Regions from separate parts of the Homo sapiens genome. Here region 2 is linked to region 1. A link is a loop called in an ENCODE intact Hi-C map of the cell type or tissue named here. Cell type or tissue: PC-9. All regions are shown on one strand. Each heading gives the region's core, and the rest is flanking DNA. Links, peaks and the distances in the headings are about the cores only.

Region 1 (8,947 bases), core at 207-8,206:
CACAGTCACACATATTATCTCATTTAAACCTCACAGCAACTCTGTGAGGGATTGTTATCTCCATTTTATGGATGAGGAAGCTGACTCTGAGAGATGACTTTCCAAATTCATCCAACTGGAAGAAAAAGGAAGTCTCTGGGGACTTGAATCCAGAACTGTCCAGCTCCAAGTCCAGGGCTCACTCTATTAAGCCACTCCATGAGGAATGAGTCCCTAAGGAGGCCACAGAAGGCCCTAAGCCCTCTTTTGTTCTCTGGAAGAGAGTGCCATTTCTTGGCCCTTCCCAAGGCCTTGACAACTGAAGGTGAGTGTGGGCCCGCCGGCCAGGCACACTGGCTACACAAGGCTGACTTTCCACTGGCACTGTGGTTTGGCATAGGTGAGAAGGCGGGCAGTAACTCATGTGACCTGTACAAGTCATTCCCCACCTCGGCCCTCAGTTTCTGCTTCCAACGACCTAAGAGCCCCTGAACTCAGGAAATCTGTGAATAAATATTTGTTGAATGCATGAGTAAAATGCACGAATGAATGGGAGTCTAACCAGAAGTGGATTTTCCAGTCACTATTTTGTTGTGTTTTTCTCTTTTTTTCCTTAGTTCCCAGAAGAACCACAAAGCATAAATTTCCCCAAAAGGGGAATTTTGTTGATGGCTTTAGTCTATTCCCTCCTAAAAGACCAGCTACAACCAAATGAAGTGAACATAACCTCAAGGGTGTATTGTCTTCATAATAAAAGATGAAGCTTAGAACTGGATCACTTGGCCCTTTCTCTTCTGACATCCTCCCAGTTGAAAAGGCCTGCATCTCCTAATAGCCTGCCAGCATTCTCTTAGATCTGCAGTTGGGCTCAAAACACCCAAGCCTCTGCACAATGTTCTTTGTAATTTCAGTCTTTTCCCTGAAAAGTTGGCCTAGTAGCCATACTGCTTCCTGTCATAATGCTGCCTTCCCCGGGCATACAGAAGACCCTTGCCCTTCTTATATTGTGTCACTTTGTGGGGTTGGTGCTTGCTACAATTCTTATAGAAAGTCTGGTGAGTTTTAGGAACGTTCACCATGTTTGTGGGAGTGCTATAACTACCTTTGTTGTGTTTTTCTGTCTTTTTCTTCTTTCTGATGTGCTGGTTCCTTGCTTTTCCCTTCCTCCCTTGGTTCCTATCTGAGCTGCTTTTTTTTTTTTTTTTTTGAGACGGAGTCTCGCTCTGTTGCCCAGGCTGGAGTGCAGTGGTGCAATCTCGGCTCACTGCAACCTCCGCCTCCCGGGTTCAAGTGATTCTCCTCCCTCAGCCTCCCGAGTAGCTGGGACTACAGGTGTGTGCCCCCACGCCTGGCTAATTTTTTGTATTTTTAGTAGAGACAGGGTTTCACCATGTTAGCCAGGCTGGTCTCGAACTCTTGATCTCAGGCAATCCACCTGCCTCGGCCTCCCAAAGTGCTGGGATTACAGACATGAGCCACCACGCCCGGCCTCTGAGCTGCTCTTTCAGTCCTTCCTCTACTGTTTCTGGGGGCCCTGGACTCTCCCGGCCCAGTGGCCTAGGAATTTGCTGCTGACATAGCTGCATGTCTGGCAGCTCTGAGTCCAGCAAGCAGCTGCTTCTGTGCCGGCCACAGTGTGCTGGCCATCGCCCACCACCATACCCAGTAACCTCCCCCAGAGGCTCCATCTCATCCTGCCCAAATTGCTGAGCCAGGACTCCCTTGGGGTCATTAGTGTAGAGGGGCTGGGGCTTGCCCTACTTAGAAATGGCACAGTCCAACCCCCTCAGGTCCAAAGAGGGGACACAATATACCCATAGTCACACAGCAATTTAGCATGATGATAAACAGAACCCAGGCATTCTGATTGGTTGGTACACTTCCCTTATCTTCTGGGATAGGTCTGCTTTTATTTGGAGTCTGTACATTGTAGTATATTTAGTATGTTGATTCCACACGTTTGTTGACCAGACTCCTGTGCTGCGTTCTGGAGATAGGAAGAATAAAAAACCATCTGTGCTTTTAGGGAATTCTAGTCAAGTTGGGGAGATAAATAAATTGACAATTACATTGTAAGTGCTCCGACAGCTAACCAGACAAAATGCTGCAGGAGGACAGGAAGGGAGCAAGGAACTGCCAGGAATGGGGAGAAGGTCATGATGTTTGAATTGGGTCTTGAGGATGGGTAGGAGTTTACCCAGCAGAAAGAGCATGGTTGTGGGTAGGAAGAGCATTGCAGTCAAGGTTAACTACTTACCTGTAGAAAAGTGTGGTGCTATTGTAGAGCAATGTTAGATGTCTCCACATCTAGCAGTGATGTGAGGAAAAAGGCCTGTTATGGAATAAGAAGGACCTAGGTTCTGGTTTCAATTCTGTCACAGAGTCACTGAAAACCTTTAAGCAAACCACTCAGTCCAATTGTGTCTCAATTACCTCATCTCTCCAGGAGGATGCTCTCAAAGCCAAATATCTCAGAGCTGCTCTATCCGATAGAATAGCCAGTAGCCACAACGGTCTATGTAAATTTAAATTAACTAAAAGTAAATACATTTAAAATTCTGTTCCTCAATTGCACTAGCCATGTTTCCAGTGCTCAGAAGCTACTGGTGACTAGTGGCTGCAATATTGGACAGCACAGATATTGAATACCTCCATCACCCTAGAAAGTCCTGCTGGGCTGGGCTGGGCTGGGCTGCCCTAGAGGCCTGTGATTCTCAGAGGAGAAGGGATTTGTCCCATCACCTAGCAAGGTCTCCAGGCTCCCCACTTACCCGTTTAGGAAGATATCCCAAGGAACAGGATAGAGAGGATGCACCATTCCACTGCCCAACCTCAGTTCCTGAAGTACAGTGACCCAAATCAGAGGGCAGGGGTCCCTTGTCCCTTTGTCAGTGCACACTATACTCTGATTTCGCTGTGTGAAAGCTTATCACAGTGCCGGGCCCATAATAGCAGCTTTCATAAATAGCCAGTCCAATTCCCAGTTTTGCAAGTGAGAAAACTGAGGCTCAGAGTGGCCTGGTTTAGGATCCAAGTCTTAGAAATTTCCAGGATATCTTGAATGATGGAATTTAGGAGAACACAATGGTCTTTGATCCTCATTTTGGCTTAAGACTTTCAGGTTTTATTTATGTTGTAATCCAGATGATACTATGTGGAATCAAACACATGACCTTATCTGTGGCTAGATGCATGACTGTCCAGGAGCTTGCAGGAATTAACCAGTGGCCAACCTTGTAATGCACAAGACTTTTATGTTACCTGAAACAAATAGAATTAGGTAGCAGGTAGAATTTTTATTTTTATTTATTTATTTGTTTATTTATTTTTTGAGACAGAGTCTCACTCTGTCACCCAGGCTGGAGTGCAGTGGTGTGATCTCAGCTCAGTGCAACCTCCGCCTCCTGGGTTCAAGTGAGCTCATGCCTCAGCCTCCCAAGTAGCTGGGACCACAGGTGCGTGCCACCACACCCAGTTAATTTTTGTATTTTTAGTAGGGGCGGGGTTTCACCATATTGATCAGGCTGGTCTTGAACTCTTGACCTCAAGTTATCTGTCCTCTTTGGCCTCCCAAAGTGCTGGGATTACAGGAGTGAGCCACCACGCCCAGCCAGAATCAATATTTTTGAAAAATGAACACAAATGTATTACCTACCATGTACCAAGCACAGTTTTAAGAGGGTCTAGTAGATAACTGAGCAACACTATGAGGTACAGATGATTACTCTCATCATCCTCATTTTCCAGACAAGGAAACGGAGGCTGAGATAAATAACTTGCTGAAGGCCTCATAGCTATTGTGAAGCCTGGACTCACCCAAGCAGTGGCCTCAGAGCCCACAATCTTAACCCCTTTCTAGAGCCCTCTCCTCAACTTTGCAATTGTTGAACATCAGGACCTGAGGGAAACTTTGGGATCACCTAGTCTAATCCCTTTCCTTTCCTCATGCGGTACTGAAGGCCACAGAGTGACCCAGATCCAGCCAAGGTTATTCAGCAAGTTGTAAAAGACAGAGCTTGAATCTGAGTCCTGAGGGTGGGTCCCCTGGCTCCTGTTCAGTTATTTTTGCTCACTTCTTTTAAAAAGCCTAAAAAATGAAATGATCCACTGAGCATCTTCTGGGTACCCACATTGTGCTGGATGTTTTTGTGGAAAAAAACCTTGGGTTTACATTGAGAAGTCCTGGAATCAAATCTTACCTCAATTGCTTGCCCAGTGACCTTAAGCAAGTCACTTTCTATGTCTTGGCCTCAGTTTCTCCAGAAAAGGAATAAGGATATAATTGCCTTAAGGATTATGTCAGAATGAGTGGCACAAAGTAATTACTCAAGTAAAAGGAATGGACGCTGAAGACACAGGCCGTGTGCCCTCTACAATCTGGATGTGGAGGTGAGACTGACATGCAGAGGAGGATCAGAGGAGAGCAGAGAGCATGCTTTGTTGGCAGGTCAGACGATGAATGTTAGGACACTTCATGCACTGTTGGCTCCATCTGGCAATGGAGGTGATTCAGGATCAAGAAATCATCCAGGGAAAGGCTGGCCTGCAAGAACCCAGACTGGACACGAGGTGGCGCTGGTGGCCCACCTGGGAACAGGCAGAGACCGGCGACCAGCCCCGGGGAATCTGATCCTGGCAGTTTCATTCTTTTTGCTTCTAGGCATGAAGTCTACATGAGGGACCCTGGTGGGCTGAGGATGAGGGCGCTCTGCCCCACCAAAGGATAAATGGGAATTTTACACTCCTTATCTCATTTAGTCTTCACAGCCACCTTTTCAGGTATTCAGTTTTACACACAGGACACTGTGACTCAAAAGATGTTAAATAATTTCCTCAAGGGATACTATTGAGAAGTAGATCCAGGCCCACTGATTCTAAATCCCATGCTCTTTCCAGGAAAATATGCTCCTCCCAGCCAGTGGAATCAGTCTATCAACAGAGGCTAAACAGGATGTAAGGGAGATCGTACCAGAAAATAGAAGACCAGATTAAAACTGCCTCCTCCTCATGGCCTTCCTAGACTGTCCCCATTCCTTTTTCACCCAGTCCACTCCAACAACCTCCTAATCCATTTCCCTGCTTCCATTCTTGCACCCTAGGCTCTGTTCTCTACAGTGATCTTGTGAGAAGGAAACCAAGTGGCAGTATTCTGCCTTTTTGCCGTTCAAAACACTCCAATGCTTCTGATTCCAATTTGAACAATGTCTGAATTTCTCACCACAGCTATGAGCGGTGCTGTGCTGGTAACAACCAGTTCTCAGAGGCAGAGAGCCCTGATATGTAGCATTTGCTAATTGTGGTGCATATTCTCCCTCCATGGCCAATTTCAAGCTTCCAAGGTAACATCACTGAGCTCAGAGTTGAGAAGGGATGTAAAGAATCGAGACAGAGCCAGTCTGAGTTGACACCAACGCACTGCTGCACCAAGGCTCCACACATAAGATCTGGCCTCAGACGCCTTCTCCAGACAACCCGCTTATTCTGCTACCCCTGTTCACTCTGCTGGATCACTGGCCTTCTTGCTGTTTCTTGAACATAACAAGTACATTTCCACCTCGGGGCCTTGGCACTTGCTTTCCTCTGTTTGGGATGCTCTTCCCCAAAAATGTGCATAACTTGCTGCGTCACTTCATTCAGGTCTCAGCTCAAATGTTACAGAGAGGCCTCCCCTGAGCATCTTCCCTAAGACATCCTACCCACTCCCACCCTCCATCACTTTTATTCCTTGCTCTGCTGTATTTTTTCTCTAAGGGCCTCAATCTCTATTTAATAATAAATGATAGACATTTAAACTTATTTGTCTAGGTCAGGACTGGATGGCCATCCCTAGAACAGACCTGACTCAAAGAAAGCACTTAATACATATTTGCTGGTTGATAAATGAGTAATTACTTTTCCTCTACATGTAATGCCTTTTTTTACTGCAATAGCCTTGATGTTTTCTCTTTATTCTTGATGTGCTATCGTCTCACTACACTGGGTCTAGGTGTAAATTTATTTGTTCTGTTCAGCACTGAGTGCGCATTTTGAATCTAAGCAATGTCTTTCTCTCATTCTGGACAATTCTCAGTCCTTATTTCTGTAATCTTGCTTCTCCTGCACTCCCTCTGTTCTGGAACTCCTACATAACAGTCTGTCAGTCTCTACTCTGTGTTTCGTAACTGCTTGGCATTCTATAGAATGCCAGTTGTCTCCCAGTGTCTATTCCACTTTTTCCTTAGTAATAGAATCTCTAACTTTCAGCTAGGCACATGCCTACTTGGGTTAAAAATGACATTTCTTGGCTGGGCGTGGTGGCTCATGCCTGTAATCCCAGCACTTTGGGAGGCTGAGGTGGGCAGATCATCTGAGGTTAGGAGTTTGAAACCAGCCTGGCCAACATGGTGAAACCCCCTCTCTACTAAAAATACAAAAATTAGCTGGGTGTGGTGGTGGGTGCCTGTAATCCCAGCTACTTGGGAGGCTGAGGCAGGAGAATCACTTGAACCCAGGAAGCGGAGGTTGCAGTGAGCTGAGACTGCGTCACTGCACTCCTGCCTGGGCAACAAGAGTAAAACTCTGTCTCAAAAAAAAAAAAAATTTCTGAGTCTTCCACTTAGCTACATTCGGGCATATAACTGAGTTCTGAACAATGAGTATAAGCAGGAGTCTTGTGGAACCTCCTTGTAATGTCTTTTAAGCAGGGGAGTGTGCTATTCTTTGTGCCTTCTTCCTGCTATCTGAAAAATACACGAGGTGGCTGGAGTTGGTGCAGCCATCTTGGACTATAGGGTAGAAGTCAGATAGAAGGAGCCTGGGTTTTGATGGCTTTTATGAGACTGCCCTCTTAGCTTTTTTTTTTTTTTTTTTTTTTGAGACGGAGTCTCACTCTGTCCCCAAGGCTGGAGTGCAGTGGTGCCGTCTCGGCTCACTGCAGGCTCCGCCTCCTGGGTTCACACCATTCTCCTGCCTCAGCCTCCCAAGTAGCTGGGATTACAGGGGCCCGCCACCGCGCCCGGCTAATTTTTTGTATTTTTTTTTTTTTAGTAGAGACAGGGTGAACCGTGTTAACCAGGATGGTCTCAATCTCCTGACCTTGTGATCCGCCCACCTCTGCCTCCCAAAGTGCTGGGATTATAGCCGTGAGCCACTGCGCCCGGCCGAAACTGCCCTCTTAGCTTTAAACTTCCTAGTGCTGGACCATTCCATGAGAGAGAAATGGACTTGTATTTTGCTTGAGCCATGGTTATTTTGCTGTCTTAGTTTGGGTATCCCAAAAGCAGGACCCAAGAGAAGGATTTGGATGCTAGTAGTTAATTTGGGAAGTGCAGTGAAGAAGTGGAGATGTGAGGCAAGGAAAGGAGAAAAGCCAGTAAAAGATTTGAACATGAGCAGTTTGCTGCTGGTGGCCAACGGAGGCTCAGCCCTGGTGTGGGGCCTGTGGGAGACTATGTGAAACAGACCACATAGTTGTCCTACCAATGGGAAAGGAAGCTGGAGTATTTATCATGAACTAATAATGCCCCTCTTGGTTGAGGGTCTTTGTTGGAACTAACTCCCCCAGGAGTCCACCTGTCCTTGTGCAAGCTTGAGCATGCTCCTGTGGCCAGAAACACTTAGGCAGAGATGTAGGAAGCTGTCTTCGTGTACAGAGCCCATCTTCAGGTGACTGCTGGGGTCAGCCAAGGGAATGTGGGCTGGGCATTAACAGTGTCTGCAACTTGTCTGCTGTATTCCAACCTCCTCTAACTTCTACAATGCTCTTTCCTATCATTTATCTCTTGTTGCAACGTAGGTGAAATGCACAATTCATTTGCTTCCAAATAATTAATCCTATCTTCTACCATGTCTAATCTAGATTTATTCTTTCTCTCCAGTTTAGTTCAACAACTATGTTTCTCATTCCCAGTGTTTCTAAATGGCTTTATTTAGTTTCTGCTTGTTTTTAATTTATAATTTATTATTCTTTTGTATGTATGGATGTTATTCCTGACTTTATTTGAAGAGTCTAAACATATTTATTTTGAAATTGTTTTCAGATAATTCTATTATTTCACTTTTGTCTGTAGTGGATTCATTCTGCCAATTATTAGTTTTGTTGACTGTCTACATCTGCATTCATTTTCGTCATGTGTTTTGGAATTTTAGTTTGCAGGCTTTTTTAAAGTGGGATTTATTTTTCTGTACATACTCACTCTGCTTAGTGGGTTGATAGCTTCTCCCCACACTCCTGGGACCCTGTCTAGAGCCAGGTTTTAGGCTGCTGACTCAAGGCTTTCATCCTGTAATGGTGGTGGGAATTTCACATGTCCAGTCACTGAACCAGCATCATGAGATTTGGCCCTGGCCTCACAAGGGTCTCATTTAGCCCCTCAGGCAGTGAGGGAGTCAAACTCCTGGCTGCTTCCCCTGCTTCTGGTGCCAGACCCCTGGCTTCCACATTATGTAGCCCCTTGTGTTTCTATTGAAATTCTGATCCACAAAAATGTTGATTCTGATTTTGAGCATGGCTATTCCTGTTTTGAATCTATCTTTTTATATAATTGCTGTGAGTTTGGTGCATGAATTTACAGCACCATCTTGATCTGAAGTTTCTGGACCCTTGAATCTCCCCAGGGAAGACACTCTCTGACTGCAGATAGGATTTTTTTTTTCCCCCAGCATCCAGGCTTGCAGATACAAGAAGGAAAGGAATCTGCCTTTATGGATCCTTCTCTTTTATTCCCCAAGGTGACTCAGGCCCTGGAGGATACAAAGAGCCCCCTGTAAAAAGTGTCTTTAGACCTCTTGGCCTCTAGTCTCCATCACAGGGCTTCCTGCCAACACTCCATCTCAAAGGTCTTCCCTGACGTGGGGCTTTAGGTGTTCACAGCCATATTTGCATTTCAACAAGGGACTCATAAAGATGTTTTCATCTTTAAAATGTACAGGCATGGAATTCAAATCGCGGAGTGACAGGCTGTGTGTGGGGCTGATTGTCTGGGTCAGA
Region 2 (8,947 bases), core at 367-8,366, 54 kb after region 1:
CTTCTATGCTTCTCACAGTACCTGGCACAGAACACATCTCAGCAGGCTTTGTGACAGTTGAATTCTGCCTCTTGACTCTGTAGCTGTGGTCTAGACTCAACCTTCAGGCTCCACTGGTCTCTGAGGCCCACCTCCCTCTACAGCCATCATTATCTGACTCACCAGCAGTGGGTCTCCTCCCTAGTTCCCAGGACTGATCCTTCCTGGCCTGAGGCTGGAGGGGGTTAGGGGACCCAACCTGGCCCTGGATGCTGGACCCCAAGGCCCCTTGGCTGTTGCTGAACTGGGATCACCTTATTCTCTACCCATGTGGCCAGGTCCCATTCCAGATTCCATCTAACGCCCCAGTTCTGTTGATGGATTTTCAGTTTATTCTGTTTGTTCATTCAACAAATATTTACTCCTCGTCATTATCAGCCAGTTCTAAATCTTCATCTTACCTGAGCTGTCATTATCCTTAAGGCAGATGATCACCTCCTCCCTGAACCCTTTCAACTAGGGCACCGCACTGGCCTGGTTTTTCTCTTCCCTTCCTGACCAAACCCTCTCAGCCTCTACTGTTGGTTCCTCCTCAGCTCCCTCCTTCTTAATGTTGCAGTCGGTGCCACAGGTTCAGTCCTTATCCCTCTTCTCTTGGCCTACCCTCACTTCCCAGGGGATCTCCTCCAAGCTCATGGTTGAAGGACTCTCTCTCTGCCAGTGACTCTCAAGTCTCAGGTGCATTTCCTCAGCACACACCTCTGCCCTGAGCTCCAGACTGCGCATCCATTGGTTTGCTCATTTCCACCTGGATGGCTATAAGGTATCTCAGACTTTAACCAAACCCTGGATTTCCACCCCTAACCTTTTTCTCCCATAGTCGACTCAAACTTGACAAGTGGCAGCTCCATAAATGGTAACTCTTCAGTGACTCTCACCAAAGACCTAGGAGTTACCTCTCAACTCCTCAGGAAACTCAGTCCAAGCCACTATGATCTCTTGTCTGGGTCACTGCTGTGGCCCCACTCTTGTCTCCCTGCTTCTGCCTTTGTCTTCATCTCCCCTCAACAGCCTCAGATTGGAGGCTCTGCCACTTGCCCTGTTCTCACCTGCCGTGCCAGCCACAGACTGACGGTCTTGGCCCAGTGCTTTTCCCTTTCTCCTGGGTCAGCCCTGACCTCTCATTCCCATAGGCCTGGCTCCTGTTCCTACAACACTAGACCTCCTGATGGTGACATCAGCTCAGAAGTGACACAGACAACTCTTCTGTTCCTACCCATGCTATCTCTTCTATCTGTCCTCTGTCACTGCAGATCCAGTATTTTTGTGTCCACACTTAGTAGTCCTGAGGAAAAAAAAAAAAAAAAAAAAAAAACAGCCAGGCCTAAATCTCTAGGCCCTTGGCCAATATCTGGGGCTCAAGAGCCTGCCAGGAGCTGAAGGTCATGGGGCTGGGGATGCCAAGAGGGTGGGGTATTTCTTTTCTGTTAGGCTTTCACATTCCCTGTCTCCTTTAATTTCCCCCAGATCCCTGTGAGGCAGGAATAATTTCCCCTCCTGTGGGTGAGGGGAAGGAGAAAAGAGAACTCACTTGACCACAGCTGCACAGTTAGTTGGGATCAGAACCTGAGCCACCTGGCCCCATGCTCCTGAAGCTTTGACCTCCATGGTCATTAAAGACCAAGTCATATTCCTCCCACCCTTCATACCTCCCCCTCCTCATTTTTCATTTACAGAAGAGGTCACTGAAATCCAGAGGTGGGGAGGGCCTTTCCCAAAGTCACAGAGTGGCTCAGTGACTGGGCCTGAAGGAGTCCCAGGCCTCCAGGCACTGCTGTTCCCCAGTGGCCCAGAGGCAGGACGGGCACACACCCCAAGGCCGGCCCTCCCCCCACATGGCTCAGTTCCTGCCTCCCAGACTGAGGTCTGGAGCCCTAAATAGAACAAGCACCACCGTCTCCCTTCTCAGGGAGGGGAAGCCAGCTGTGGCAGTTGTGGCAGGCGGAGAGAAATTTTCCCTTTCTGTAGATTGGATCAGTCACTCTCAGAATTGATGGCAACGGCTTCATCACAAAGATCTAATGCTTTAATTATGTTGTGACATGACCTGACATGGGGGTGGCATTTGATGGATTCTCTGGTGTCATCAGCATGGCCCTGACATAGGAAAGTGGCAGAAGGCAGGGGGTGGGGAAGAGGAAGGGCTCTCAGTGGGAGACGTGTCCTTCCAGGGCCCCCTACCTTCCCCTGCTCTCTGTCTTCCAAGGCAGTCCTGCAGTAGTGGAGACTCAGGAGAGGAGGGGGAGCAGCCCCTGTGCAGGGGAGGGTGGCTGCGCCCTTCCGGGATGGACTGGATCCTGGGGGCCCCGTAGGAGTGCATGTGTGTGTGTACCTGTGTGCATGTGCCTAGATACACAGGGACATGTCGGAGCGGGTGAGAGGGATTCAGACCCATGTGGTAGAAGTAACAGCTGCACTGCTGTCTGGCCTGCAGAGGACTAGGAGGTGGAGGCCAGGGCAGGACACCTGGCTGGTCTGCATGTCCTGGGCTGTCGTGAGCAGAAGGAGCAGATGTACTCAGGCAGCCTGGGAGCAGGCTTAGCTCAGCAGAGAGAGGGCTCCCTGGCCAGGGAATGCACAGCTTTAAAAGGCACTGAGCAAATGTCTCTGGGAAGGACTGAGGGGTTGCTACAGAGCAGATCTTTTCCCTTGGTGGGCACTTGGTGACTCCCTACCTCTGGGGCTAGGATTGCATGTATCTGTGGGTGAAGGGGTTTGCCTCCCTCTTTTCCTCCCACCCCAGCTGCCTGCTCAGAGCCTTATGGGGCCTTCGGTGTGGCAAGAGTGAGAAGCAGGCTGCCGCCACCCGGCCAAGCTCATTTCCAGGATGCTGGCACACGCGCCCCTCCTCTGTCCGCCTTCCCATCCGTTCCTGTGGCAAGCTCTTCTTCCCCAAGGCCGGTGGGCTCTAGGGAGTCCCACTTCTCTGCCAGCCAAGTGAGAACGCAGGCTTGAAGGGGAAGGAGGAAGAGAGACTTGTTGGCGGGGCTCCCGCTGGGTCGAGAGCAGTGCCTTCTGGAGGGATGCAGCGTCTTGAGGAATCCTCATGACTACAGATAACAGGGGGTGAGCTGGTATCTCTCTCTTACACTGGAGGACAGTGAAGCTCAGAGACACGAAATTGCCTGCTTAAGACTACACAGCTAGGAAGGAGTGAATTGGTTTCAATTTAGCAAATGTTTGTTAAGTGACACCTGCACACCAGGCCCTGCCGAAGAAGTTGCAGGTCCAGACCCTGTCCTCAAGCAGCACAGCATGCCCGCAGCTGTCCCTGATTCCGATGACGCTGCCCCTTCCACTGCTCTGCTCTGCCTTTGCCAGGGGTGTCTGTGGTCAGCAGCCCAGGGTGGGGGGAAAGCATCAGAGCAGGTGACCAGGGAGTGGGGTCTGGCTCTGGCGCCTCAGTCACCAGTCCTGGTCTTTGGGGAAAGTACAGTTTGAGAAATATAAGACCGGAGGGTCCTTTCAAGCTCAGTTTAGTGCTCTCCTCCCGCCCCATCCCCATGGTGCAGAAGAAGAAATTGAGGCCCAGAAAAAAGACTAGATGGGCCCAGGGTCACCCAGGAAATTAGAATAGGAGCCAGGATTTCGACCTGGTTCTCCTGACTCCTGGGTCAAACTTGACCATGGCTGTACCCAGGGGCCGGTGCTACCAGGCATGGTCAGGAAAGGCTTCCAGGGGAGCCTTGCATTTCTTCTAGAAAGATAAGTTAAAGAAAGACCAGTCAGAAAGGAAACTCCCAATGCCTGGGAAGGTTTCACAGCCTGAAGAAAGCTCCACAAGCCCATGCTCATTCCTAAACCCACCCCAACCCAGCCTCAGAGAAGGGTGTGGGAGGAGGCCTGACTGGTGAGGCCCGAGGTTGCTTGCTGCTGGGGCTGTGTCTCAGAGATGTCAAGGTGGGGAGAAGGCAGGAGCTGTGCCTTGATTGGTCTCTAAAATCCCCTGCAGGACTGGATGCTCGAAAGTGATGCTTGAGCAAGACAGGAGAACAGAAGGGCCTCCCTGATATAGAAGCAGCCGCAACATGTGTCTGGACATGCACAGAAGCAGGTGCTTCTGTGTGTAGCCTGGGAACTGACTGTCCCCGGGTGGCAGGAAGACTTTTTTAGTAGCCCCATGAATGAGGAACTGACGGTCTGCACAGGTGAAGGTTTGTGAGCAAGAGCTGGGTCAGAGAGGAGGCACCTGTTCTTCCAGAGGGGCCTGGGTCTGGGTGTGATGGGGTAATGCAGTGTGTGTGGTGCGCCGCTGCTGGGTGACTACCCAAGGCTTAACTGTGGCTGGGTGTTGTGGGTGTCTGTGTGTCAACGTGTGGTCAGGTATAGCCATATCTGGCCAGGCTGGTATGGACACCTGTTCCTGTCTTCGTGTCCCATGGGTGTAGCTGTGTGTACCAACCCAAGTGTGAGTCTGAATGGAGCTGGACTTTTTTTTTTTTTTTTTGAGATGGAGTTTCTCTCTTGTTGTCCAGGCTGGAGTGCAATGGTGTGATCTTGGCTCACTGCAACCTCCGCCTCCCGGGTTCAAGCGATTCTCCTGCCTCAGCCTCCTAAGTAGCTGGGATTACAGGCATGTGCCACCACGCCCAGCTAATTTTGTATTTTTAGTAGAGATGGGGTTTCTCCATGTTGGTCAGGCTGGTCTTGAACTCCCGACCTCAGGTGATCCGCCCACTTCCCAAAGTGCTGGGGTTACAGGTGTGAGCTACCACGCCTGGCTGGACTTTTAGTGACTGTAGCTCCAGACATAGCCATAGCCCCCAACAGCTCTGTGTGCTGGAGCTGTACCTTTGTGTGGGTGTGTTGGAGACGGCCTCTGGGGTAGCCTTGGCCCTGTGACCTGGGCTGTTGGAGCTCTGTAGCAGGTGGCCCCCATCACAAGGGGGCACTGTGCATCTTCCTAAACCATCACCGCCGCTGGTGGCCAGTGTGTGGGCAAGGAAGGCTGGGAACTGGCACAAAGATGCCCTCAGCCAGGCCCAGCGCTTCTGCCCCTATTTCTCTGGGCAGTCCTGGCTCTCCTCAGAGTTTTTGCCCTGGGGGAAGGGAAAGGATGTCATTAAAAATCCTACCTAGTAAGTCTCATGGGAGGGGTCCATAGCGATGTCTCTCCCAACTGCCTCATTTGACAAGTGGAGAAACTAAGGTTCAGTTGGGAAATAACCTCTCTCAGACCCAAGCCCGGGATCACTTCCCAACCCTGAGATAAAGCCACATGTGCAACATGTTCCAACATGTGCAACAGCTTCCAACACAGGCCGTAAGTGCCCATTGCAAGACGGGTACTGACAGTGCATGTTGGAGCTGCTCTGGCCTGGGTTTCTGGTTCTGACTCCATCACTTACCTGGCGTGTGACTCTGAGTCTCTGATGCCTTTCTCTGGGCTTCTTTTTCCCATCAGTAAACTGAGAGGATTGATGCCTTTGCTCTTCAAGCCCCTCTTTTCCAGCATGGGCCTTCTAGTTCCTACAGGTTAGAGGTCAGTGTGACCTGGGAGCAGTGATGGTTCTGTGCACCTGGTGGGTAATTATCCTTGTTAAAGACGGCTGGGCATTAAGCATAGCCCAGAGAACTTAGGGTCACACATGACTTAGTGGCTGAGTCAGGATGAGAAGAAAGTCAGGCCTCCTGGTCCCTCACCAGCGCCCGCTGCCCTACCCCAGCACCCCCTGCCCTACCCCAGCAGCTATCCTGACCCTCTCTCTGGGCATAGGTATCAGTGCTTCATTGATACAACCCTGTGTTCCTCCTTGAAGTTGTCTTGCCATTTCCCAAGTCATCTGCCTCCCATATCCATGCCGGGCAGGTCCTGTGCTGGAGACTGTCCTCTCCACTCCCTTATTGAGTCCTAGGAGAAGCCCCATTTTACAGATGGGGAAACCAAGGCTTGATGGAGTTAAGAAATAATAGAAGCTATTATTTTTAAACCTTCTCTGTCTCAATGCCAGACTCTGTGCTGGACACTCACTAAAGTGGGCAGAGAGTGACTAGTCCAACCTCCCAAATTTTCCCCCAAATGGTGCCGAGACCTGCCCGGGATCTGCCAGCCTGATTTAGACAGCAATTTGCATACAATTTACCCAGAAAGCTGCACTGTGAAAAAATATAATTACTTTTTTAATATTCTCGCTCTGATGTGAATGCTTACTGCCCGGTAATGAATTACTTGCTTAATGAAGATAAACCTGAATTGGAGATGCACTTCGGACGGCTGCTGCGGCGTCCGGTTTGATGCCATCATTTGCAGCTGTTAATTTCTGAAATTGATGCCCTTGTTGGTGGGATCATAAATTGAGGGGGAAATCTATGAGCTCCAGCACTTCCAGTTTTTTACTCTGTGGCATTGGTGGAGCTACTTAGCCTCTCTGTGCCTCAGTTTCCTCATCTATAACAAGGGTATTGGGGTAAGTTAGAACTATATAAATGTGGGTCCATCTCACAGTAAAGTGATCTTTACTGGAGAATGATTGAGCATCTACAATGTGTCAGGTGAGAGACAGAGGGGAAGTGATTTATTCAAAGACACTCATGGACTCAGAGGCTTCTGAACTAGAATGAGTAGCCACAGCTTTGTGTCCAGGTGCTACACTTGGATCTCTTCTCCTAAATGGCCTTGAAGATGCCTCCTGACTGCTGGTGATGGGAAAGAGAGCCAGGCTGAAGTCAGACACTGGTAGGAGAAAAAAAAAAACAAAAAAAACTGTGGAGGTGTGGCCACTGGAAACTCTACCCGTTCCTTTACCTGATGCTAACCATGTCTGGGGACTGATCACAGAAGAGCACAGGGCTGGGGGCCAGCACAACAAGCCAACGATTCAGCAAATATGTAGTTACTGCCATCTATGGCCATATGTTTTAGGCTCCTAGCACACAGCCATGAGTAAGACCAGCAAGGTCCCTGCCTACATGGACCTGAAATTCTAAAAGGTGTGGTGAACACATAGCGATAATAGATGAGTTAACTAAGAATAAAGATAAAGTCAGATAATGATAAGTGAAATAAAATTTTTTAAATAGATAATATGAAACAGATCAATTGAGGGGGTAATTTTGACTTGGCCTAAAAGACTTCCCTAAAGAGGTGACACCTGGACTGAAATGTAAATGATATTAAGTCCCAGCATTTTGGGAGGCTGAGGCAGGAGGATTGCTTGAGCCCAGGAGTTTGAGGCTGCAGTGAGCTATGATTGTGCAACTACATTCCAGCCTGGGTGACAGAGCAAGACCCCATCTCTAACTAACTAACTTAATAACTAACAAACTGAATGAATGGATGAATGAATAAATGATATTAAGGAATCAGCCCTGTAAATATTAGAAATGTGATTCCAGGTGAGATCAGAAAAGTAGGTAGGAGGTAGATCATAAAGAGCCTTATAGGTTGTGGAAGGGACTTTGGTTTTATTTTTTGTGCAGAGGGAAGCCACTGAGGGCTTTCATAAGGGGAGTGATATAATTTATTGGCATTTATGAAGATTATTCCATAAAAGAAAATAGAAAATCTGGAAAACGATATCTATTAAAGAAATTGAATTTATAATATAAAAATTTCCCACCCAGATGGTTTCACTGGTAAATTCTATCAAATATTTAAGGAATAAATGATACCAATCATACACAAACTCTCAGAAAATATACGAGAGAACATACCCCAACTAATTTTACGAGCCCAGAGTAATCCTCCTGCTGAATTATTTAGTTCTCCATAGCTAACTATGCTGATAAGTAGTGGCTTAAAACAATAATTTGTTGTTATTATATCTCATGATTCTAGGGTCAGGAATTTGGACAGACCACAGTGGAGATGGCTAATCTATGCCCCACGGTGTCTGGGGCCTCAGCCGGGGTGACTCAAAGGTGTCTGTGATATGTAACAATTGGAGGCTGAGTAGGCATCTTTCTCTCCTCTCCAGGTGGCCTCTCGGTGAGCTTAGGTTCCCTCACAGCATGGCGGCCTCAGGGTGGTTGGATTTCCTACATAGCAGCTTGGATCTCCAAGTATGAGTATTACAAGAGGCCTGGGAAGAAGCTTCAAAGCTTCTTACAACTTTACTTTGAAAGGGCACTTCTTCTTCTTCTTTATTTTTTATTTTATTTCATTTTATTTATTTATTTATTTTTGAGACGGAATCTCACTCTGTCACCCAAACTGGAGTGCAGAGGTATGATCTCAGCTCACCACAACCTCCGCCTGCTGGGTTCAAGCGATTCTCCTGCCTCAGCTAGGTAGCTGGGACTACAGGTGTGCACCACCATGCCCACTATGTTTTTAGTTGAGATGGGGTGCCACCATGTTGGCCAGGCTGGTCAACTTGAGCAACTAGGCCATGATGGTGTGTGACTTACTGAGATGGAACAACTGGTAGAGGAATGGTTTGGGGCGAGAGGAATCAAGTCTCTGTTTCATATGTACTAAGTCTGGGAGACCCATGAGGCCATATGGAGAGGTGTTAAGGAGGCAGTTGAATATATAGGTTTGGATCCTGGGAAGAGATCAGGACTGGGGATTTATATTTTAAAGTCAATGTGTAGATGATATTCAGAGCCAAGAGGGTGCCAGGTGCAGTGGCTCATGCCTGTAATCCCAGCACTTTGGGAGGCTGAGGCTGATCATTTGAGCCCAGGAGTTTGAGAGCAGCCAGGGCAACATAGTGAGACCCCATCTCTGCAAAACATAGAAATTAGTCAGCTGTGGTGGCGCAGCCTGTAGTTCAAGCTGCTTGAGAAGCTGAGGTGGGGTGAATGCTTAAGCTGGGAAGTTGAGGCTGCAGTGAGCCACGACTGTACAGCCTGGGTGACAGAATAAGACCCTGTCTCACAAAAAAAGAAAAAAAGAAAGAGAAAGAAAGAAAGAAAGAAAGAAAGAAAGAAAGAAAGAAAGAAAGAAAGAAAGAAAGAAAGAAAG

The links. Peaks named below come from ENCODE experiments on the same cell type or tissue, not always from the same donor. Only the 100,000 strongest peaks of a DNase experiment are listed, where the experiment ranks them.
Region 2: it touches region 1 in a loop (2.1-fold over the local background); 4 of 110 quality-filtered maps call a loop at or near these places.

What each region holds. Positions count from the first base shown.
Region 1 is chr1:41,263,805-41,272,751 of GRCh38, forward strand. SCMH1-DT (SCMH1 divergent transcript) reads left to right here. Exons shown (of 3, transcript NR_186015.1): 3 at 597-754. It also overlaps the pseudogene RPL36AP9. Among named protein-coding and RNA genes, the nearest start is that of SCMH1-DT, 26 kb to the left of the region's middle. RefSeq lists an enhancer at 4,413-4,707. In PC-9, for the core only: CTCF peaks have their summits at 4,531 (motif pointing right) and 4,732; a DNase peak (open chromatin) is centred at 4,537.
Region 2 is chr1:41,318,142-41,327,088 of GRCh38, forward strand. LOC124904159 (a long non-coding RNA gene) reads left to right here and starts at 4,709. Exons shown (of 2, transcript XR_007066027.1): 1 at 4,709-7,966. RefSeq lists an enhancer at 4,040-4,299. In PC-9, for the core only: CTCF peaks have their summits at 4,901 (motif pointing right) and 5,102; DNase peaks (open chromatin) are centred at 4,940 and 7,820.